2 separate regions of the Homo sapiens genome follow, and region 1 is linked to region 2. A link is a contact called in ENCODE Hi-C or POLR2A ChIA-PET data. All regions are on one chromosome and are shown on one strand. The core of a region is the stretch at or near the end of the contact, and the rest is flanking DNA. Distances in the headings are between cores, read along the strand shown. Region 1 overlaps MDFIC (MyoD family inhibitor domain containing). Region 2 overlaps MDFIC (MyoD family inhibitor domain containing).

Region 1 (4,220 bases), core at 746-3,245, 35 kb before region 2:
ACTTCCCTTATCCAGAGCTCTGTGGTAGGCCATAAGTGTGAATGTGAGCATGAGAGAAGAGAAAGAAAAAGTAAAAGAGGGAGGGAAGGGGGAGAATAAAGGAGAAGGGAGAGAAAGAGGAAGAGTAAAACTGTATCTCATTCATATACCGGTGATTTTCTTCCTCCTTCGTATGTTACTTATGAAGCTGCATTCCTACATTACAAATAAATTCAGACATGGTATTAAAGGCAAGCAATAATAAAAAAATTTATAAACATTCCATAAGCTATTTCAAGTTAGGACTGATATGCGAATGTTACCATTCTTTAATACAAAAATAAGTAAATATCAAATGGAAAATAAGAGGTTAGGGACGTAATAAGTGAATTCAAATGTATAAAACAAGTACATTTCAATTGCATTCAATTATTTCACCCGATCACCTAGAAGCGAAGATCCTCTAAAGAAAATTGCATTGCTTTCCCAACTCCTTGGAGAGCCAGTTTAGTTAACAGCCTACCTATGCTTCAGAGATGACCATGCAGCTTACATGTCAAACTCATTTTAAAGTGTCAATCAAGTCCCTTTCAATCTAATTAGTTTGGAAAGTAGTGTCACTGACCTGGAACTATGCAGACCATTTATTATCATATCATTTGATCAACCTAACACTTTATCTCAGTTGAGTTTGAGACACCTGTAGCCAAAATGCAATATCCTTTCTCCCACTCATTACTGGTAATTCTCAATACAATTTCCTATTTACAACTCAATTTGTCTCTATGAATAAGCATGACCAACTTCACAGAGGCATTCCACAAAATTTCTCTTACTTAAGATTTCATAGCAAAATAGAAAGGAAAGGGGAATAAGGAGAAATATATGTATATCAGATACATATAACAGATTCAAGACTTTAGACATCCAATAACTGCTAAAAGGGGAAAGGAGGAAAACCAGAGAACCATGGATACATGGAAAGAAATTTGGATCCTTAAATATGGGAGATTTTTATTTTTGAAATATAATACAATGAATCATGTAAAGGGAGTCTGTTTTAATTGTCACCATGTGCAATTTGATTAATAAAGAACTTTCTCAGGTTCATAGTATTTAACCTGCTTTTAACCCAGCCAAGGGCAGGATGAGATAGAACTGAAGAGGTAATAACTAGTTCTCCAGGGGACAGAGAACACAGCCAAGTGTCTCTAAAGGAGGAGGTGAAGACCAGACCACAGTGAGGCTGAAATGGGATGGGAGTGGAGATGGTTGCAGGTGCTGGCCAACGTGGCGGCTGGAAGATGCTGGTCAGTCAAGCAACAGAAATCACCTGGCCTATTCCCTGGCAAGAGCATGAAAATTACCTAATCTTTCTCTCATTTTAGCTTTGTCTATTTAAGAACCGATTTGCAAGACAAAAATACAAGCAGGTAATCTTATCTCTGAACTATAGAATAACATATTGCATCAGGGAGGGATAAAAATACACACACACACTCATGTATGCCATCAAAATGTTGTATTTATATTTTTAAATGTGGCATTAAAAAAAGAAGTATAGCAGTTATATTTAAAGTAATGACTATTCACTCTAGAAGACGATTATCTAAAAGCAGGATGTCAGCTGCCACTGCTTCCTTTTCTATCTTGTGCTTTCCTTTGGGAAAGTTAATCTGCATTTTACCAAAATTCCTGTTTGTCTGAAGGATAAGCAAGATTCTTCAATTATATATGCTTGATCAAATAATTACCAGGAAATATTATTTTACATCTGGTCAAATAAAATCTACATATATCTCAAACTTACCTTCAGGTGAAGAGCCTGTCTTTTGGGAAAAGACAGCATTTACTTTGCTCTTCTTACTGATATCGCTGTTTACAGACAAGCTGGACTGAATTTTTCTATGCATTTTTTGAGAAACAGGTGCTGAAAGTTTGCGATTATCTGCGGATCCGTGTTTGGCCCCGTGGTGAATTCCATTTCCATTGCTCAGACCTGTGTGGCCGTTCTTTATCTTGCCTATTTCCTCACCACTTGGCACCTGGGCTGAAGTCTGAAGCTGAGGCAAGCGCTGAGGTTGGGCTAAATTAAAAACAGGAAAAAGTCAGCCAGTTAAAGAAAAAGAAATTAATATTTTAAAATAATGAAAATACATTCAGTAACAGAGATTTGGGGTTTTACCCATAATACTAACACTGAAGAGGCAACAAAGAAAAGAAAGAAAAATACTAACATAGACATAGAGAAAGTATAATTTACTAAAATGGAAAATGGGAACGGGGTCATCAAAAGTGGGTTTGTACAAGGATATAAAAAGTAGACCATAGAAATACTGTTTTGGGCGGTTTTAAAGAAAATTTAAGTTAGAAATCTGAAAAGGTAATTTAAGACTCATTCAGAGAATGTTGATTATTTTCTATATGCTGAGCCCTCTTTGTGCATAGACACAACAGTGTTATCTCAATACTACTACTAATAACAAACTACTCAATTGTCTTTTCAAATAAAAGGAAAGAAATGATAAGTTCTGGTATTCAAAGCCAGACAATACAAAGAAAAATACAGTGTTTTTAAAAAAAATCCCATTGTGAATCCTGCAGAAGAAAATCTTTTCTATATTTATTCTTTAATTTGATTTTTAAATAAACAAGTTATGAAAAATTAGGAATACAAGATAATTTCTTTAATAAAACATATCTACCAAAATTAAATGTCAGGACTTTAGAAGTATGTCAAATGCCCACCCTTACGTGACTTATGCAATATTGTGCAGGAGATCATAGTACAAGCAATAAACAAGACAAAGAAATTTAATAGGTCTGACTTCTAGACAGGAATGAACAAAATTTTTGAGATGTGCACAGATTTGGATGTTCTGGGGAACATTCAAATATATAGTATATATATAATCTAAGTTTAAGACTATAAAAACTGAAAGTCTAAAAATGTAGCAAGATTGATACACAACCATATAAAATCAACAATGCTCCTGTAAGCAAAGAGTATAACCGATTAACAAATAAACAAGAAAAATAACTCTTCACAATAGCAAAAAAAGAAAGAACAAGCCAACAAACAAACAAAAGATGCTATACGTATTTTGGAATTAAACTAGAAAAAAATGGGCAGAGGTTTTATGGCAAAAATTACAAAACACTACTGAAAGTCATAGAAAAAACCCAAATAAGTGGAGAGAGTATAAATATGTTAATTATGTTAATTCTCTCCGATTTATTATTTAATGCCATTTCCATAACATTTCCAACAGGCTTGTTTATGGAACTTGACAAGCTGATCCAAAAATGTATATGGAAGAGTAATCAAGAAAGACCAAGGAAATTTTTAGAAGAAAAAGAGGGTTGTAGGATTTGATGTATGAGATATTTCTATCACAGCACCTAAAGCAGTACAGCATTGGACCAGGCATAGACATACAAGCCAATGAAGCTTATGAAATTATTGAGCCCCAAATATGGGACTCATATATTAATATAAGGTAGACATGCACACACCTACATATTTGGGTACAATATAAATAATATGCATAATTATTTTATTATACCAATTAATATAATAATATTAATATAAATATTAATGGTTATATCAATATAATCTAATATAATTATGTTGATTATGTAATTATTATATAATACATATATAATATTTATGTGATATATAAAATATATAAATAAAATATAATTAATTATATAAATGTTAATATTTATACAATTAATATTTGGGTATAGTATACTTAATATAATTAGTACATGTAAATTCCAAATGTATTAAATGCCTATATATAAAAAACAAAACTTTTTATTTAAAGTGTAAATAGAGGAGACTGTTTTAATAGCATAAGCACAAACAAATATGATTTTTTAGACAATGAATCATAAAACAAATGTGAATATTCACCTGTTGTGTTGTGTTGTCCAGCATTCTGGTCACACTCATGGAGTTAGGTAAATTCCTCTACGACATCCCTAGGCTACTCTGGAGCTAGAGGACAAGGATGTGACCTAAGTTCTGCCAGAAGAGAAGTATGGCTTGCATTTGGAAGTGATCAATGCAAGCTGTTAGCCACACCAGGGTGGTGGAGCCTCTCAACACAGGGAGTGAAGAGGTATTTGTTGATTTTAGCAGTGAGGGACAACTTATGGTGTCCCTCACCTCCTAGCAAAACAGTGGCCCAGTGCTACAGCAGTGGGGTTTTCAACAGAACAGCCCTACTGAATGG
Region 2 (3,749 bases), core at 1,005-3,504:
CACTTACTGAAATGTGCCATCAAATGAGAGCTGTGAAATAAACTTAATACAAACCTCTTAATGCTCTTTGCTTACCAACAAAGTAAAAATGTTCTAAGTATATAAATAGCACACCTGAGTATCTGCTTTTCTTTCAGTATTTTACATAAAGGAGGCATTCCCTAAAGTGATGAAATGGTATGCATTAAGGGGTGATCCGCATTAAGTTGGCAAAGGCTAGGAAAAGAAATAATAGAGCTCCGAATAACAGAGCCTGTTGATGTTGAGAGCAATTGCAGATGATGCCAAGAGAAAGGTTTCAAGCAGCAAGATGAGTGAAAAGGCATGATACGGCAGCTCCATAAGGGTGAGCAAGTGTGAGCCGGAGAAGAGCTTGCGTTCTACTGCCAATTAAGTGCTTACTATTATGAGAGCTAAAAACTCTTCAAAATGAATAAATGGGTTAAATAGAATGGGGATTACCATTTAAGTAGAGCATTTTAACTTTGCTTCAGATCATGGGAATTCTATAAAATCACAAAGGAGAGAATTAGCTGAACAAAATAGTTTAATTTAATGGGAAATTTATTTCAGAAGAGAAGCTAAGGAAAATTTCTGGAGTTAAGTAATGACATTTAGAATTAGCAGACGTTTATGTAAAAGCAATGTCCAAGGATAAAGTTAAGTAATAAGAATTTTCAGAAAGACCTAGAAAAACCTGAGATAGAGACCTGAGGCACTTTATAAAGAGGAACAAAGAAAAATGTAAGCTCTCTATAGGAAATAATTAGAATAGTAGAATTTGACCTAAATTAAAGGAAAATATTACACATGCCTGAGTGTAAGCACAGTAACACACACACACACACACACACACACACACACTCTTCTTCCTACCTTAGAAATCCCCGCAAAGACTGAGATCAAAATGTTGCTTCTGTTGCTTCTGTTCCTTTTCTTGTCTAATTAAAACATGAAATGTTGCCTATTGCCTGTTATCAGTTTATGCATATTACGGGTTAAATAGAAAAATTAATATTAATTGATGGTGTCGCTTCACTGTAACATTTATTTTACTAAGTCAGAGGAATAGTGACAATTAAAACAGGGCATAGCTTCAATTATACCATATACGCTAATCTGAGGGGAAAAGCCAAAGGCTTAGTTGGTGCTCTTATAAATTCCAAAATTTAAGCCACCTTTCAGAAATTAAATTATACACCAAATTATGTTCTAAGAGTATAAAAGCCTTTTGAAATGTAAAAAGGATAAAAAGTCATAAAATAAAAAAAGAGAATTTCCAATTATAAACTTTTTTCATAAAACCTCCATTGTTTTTAATTCTTTACTAATTTGATTTGGAAATTTTTAAACAAATTTAAGTGGTTGGAATTGTCTTTTTAAATTTAAATTTCATAGGAAAGAGAACCAAAATGTGCGTTCTCTGACCAGATTGTGTGTGGCCTATTTATTCGAAATGTTTGATTCCATATGAGTTTCTTCTTTTTATTTATTACTTCCATAATGTATTCTCTGTAATATGTTAGCAATTCAAGGGCAACCAATTTGAAATCCGCACCCTGAAAAACCATAATACCCCAGGTCTTCCACCTGCAATGTTTTCTACGTGGACCAGGGAAAGCAGACTAAGTACAAACTTCTGTGTAGAGCATGAACCAAGTATGAGTTCAAGCAGGTAGTCCGCTAAGGTCAGGGTTAAAGTTCATAGAATAATTTGGAAATTATTCTCAGCGTGAATATCCCTTATGAGGCCTGAGAATACACCCTTTAATTAGAATACAATTTCCAAAGCAGCCACTCCCTGACTTTCCAGAGCTCAGTTATTCTCAGCAAAGAAAAGTAAAAACAGCCTCATTACACTGACAGCTAACAGTCCCCTATAAATTATGCCTTGAGTGTCCGGCAAAGAAGGCAGCAGCCATCCGGCACAACGGAGACACGAGCTGCCAAGCCCTCACTAACCACTTTCAAGAATAAAGAAAAAGAAGTCACATTCGACCGCGTCTGTCTCCTTCACTTCTTGCGTATGCAGCTGAGCTGCCCCATGGAAGTTTGGAAAAAGAGTGGGTTGTGCATTTGAAAATGTTCCCACACCCCAGCCAGCCTCATTTTTCTGATGATCCCTCTATTCAGCCAAACTCGCGCTACAGTGGGAACACTAACATCAATTCCGTGAGAGCCAGCTGTCCGCTTCTTCCACGGTGCTCAGAGAGCCACACAGGACTCCTGGAATCGGAGCCAGCTCGGGCCTGACTCAACACAGATGTTCCCCTCCTCCCATGAAGCTCTGAGCCAGAGTCTCCTTTTCCAGGGCCTATTGTTATTACAAAAGAGTTTCTGGGCCCCCAAAATGTGCGAGATGCTTAAGCAAGAGGAAAATACACATCTTCCTAACTTCAGAGTTAAGACAGACAGACTAAATTACACAGAGATGGCCAATGACTCTGTGGGGAAGGCCAAAGAAGGAAAGTCAGGCAGCTCTGAGAGTTTAATATCAAAGGAGTTGGAATAGCAGAAGCTACCACAATACAAAACTTTCAAATGCTATCCAGAATTGAGTCAGTTTTAAAGATGATATAAAATGTTCCACTTCTGCAAAATCCAGATATCAAATTTTTTCTGTTGATCCAACAAAGTAGACTTTGTCTAGAAAAGTGTGACTGGGAAAATAACAAAAATGGAGTTTTTGAAATTTATAATCAAAATTCAGAGTCAGATTTCACCCACAAATATTTGGAAATATTTGCCAGCTTATGTTTCAGGCAGGAGTGGCATTGCTATCTTTGGCCAGTATCTTTTGTAAATCCATTCAAACTGTCAGTTTCCCCAGCAGCCCTTTCAGAGGGGGTGTAAATTTCTGTATCTCTTCATTCCTTCAGTGAATATTAGTAAGAAACTAGACAGTGGTTTCCTAATGTTCCAAAGTCCCATGGCACAGGGTACGTCATTATCTCAATAAAGAAACTCATGCAATTTACAATATATTAGATTGGTACCCACTTAACCAATGAAACCGTAGAGTAAATCATTTTAATTCATTCTTTTTAATGGTATGGATTCTATGACTAATATGAGCTTCACCAAATAATATAAACAAATTTAACACATTAGCATGACTCTCCATATTCTTATTTAATAGTGTTTGTCTTTTTTGTTGCTGTTGTTCTAAGAAATCTTATTCACATTTTCCTATTGTGGGCCCTAGGAAAAGAGATTAAGGAAATAAACCAATTAAATGAAGCACACACTTAAAATTGTTACCACCGAAAAAAAAGTGAGAAAACCATTTTGCTTCCCAACAGATAGAGGTAAAATTGTCTCTAGAACTTCTTCTAGTGCTCACTAACTCTGGTTGCTAGGAAGTCAGAGATAACATAGGCCAGTTATTCCACAAAATCATGTGTTTCACAATAGCAGAGTCAATATTAGATAAATGCTAATCAATATATGTTTTTCAGATAAATATTTACTTGAAATAATGTTTATATGATTCTTTGGATAAAGCTATATAAATCTTCCTCCTCACTAATTCCTGAGTCTCATTTCCTTCCTTCCTACTCCCTTCTCCAAGACCAAAGTGTATAAAAACCAAAATGGTCCTAAAATTAACCTAAAACACTCATTTTTAGAGCTTTTGTTTGAAACCTGGAAATTTCCTTCAATAGTGTTTTTATTGTTGTTGTTTATTTTCTCCTAAGTTGGACCCTCTTCCTTTTTTTTTCTAATTTATTTTGTTTAGTTTTCAGTTA

What was found. A loop is a pair of places that touch in the nucleus more often than their neighbours do. ChIA-PET counts read pairs that join two places held with the same protein, here RNA polymerase II (POLR2A). Pooled maps may share reads with other maps.
Region 1: a loop to region 2 is called in a map of psoas muscle, with 2.0 times the contacts of the local background. The contact joins two enhancer-like sites. A Hi-C loop is called at or near these places in 8 of 168 maps with a recorded cell type or tissue (B cell, CD4-positive, alpha-beta memory T cell, CD8-positive, alpha-beta T cell and 5 more), 20 of 37 single-sample maps with no recorded cell type and 7 of 50 pooled maps. POLR2A ChIA-PET finds 5 or more read pairs at or near these places in 1 of 52 experiments (CD8-positive, alpha-beta T cell).

The regions. Positions count from the first base shown.
Region 1 is chr7:114,977,351-114,981,570 of GRCh38, reverse strand. MDFIC (MyoD family inhibitor domain containing) reads right to left here. Exons shown (of 5, transcript NM_001166345.3): 4 at 1,790-2,065. Among named protein-coding and RNA genes, the nearest start is that of MDFIC, 57 kb to the right of the region's middle. Within about 2 kb of position 1,995, at least 8 of the 41 ENCODE cell types and tissues checked have a DNase peak (open chromatin) inside an H3K27ac peak, as active enhancers do; they include heart right ventricle and psoas muscle, where a contact is called at or near this core.
Region 2 is chr7:114,943,341-114,947,089 of GRCh38, reverse strand. All of the region lies in intron 3 of MDFIC (MyoD family inhibitor domain containing), which reads right to left. Among named protein-coding and RNA genes, the nearest start is that of MDFIC, 23 kb to the right of the region's middle. Within about 2 kb of position 2,254, at least 17 of the 41 ENCODE cell types and tissues checked have a DNase peak (open chromatin) inside an H3K27ac peak, as active enhancers do; they include heart right ventricle and psoas muscle, where a contact is called at or near this core.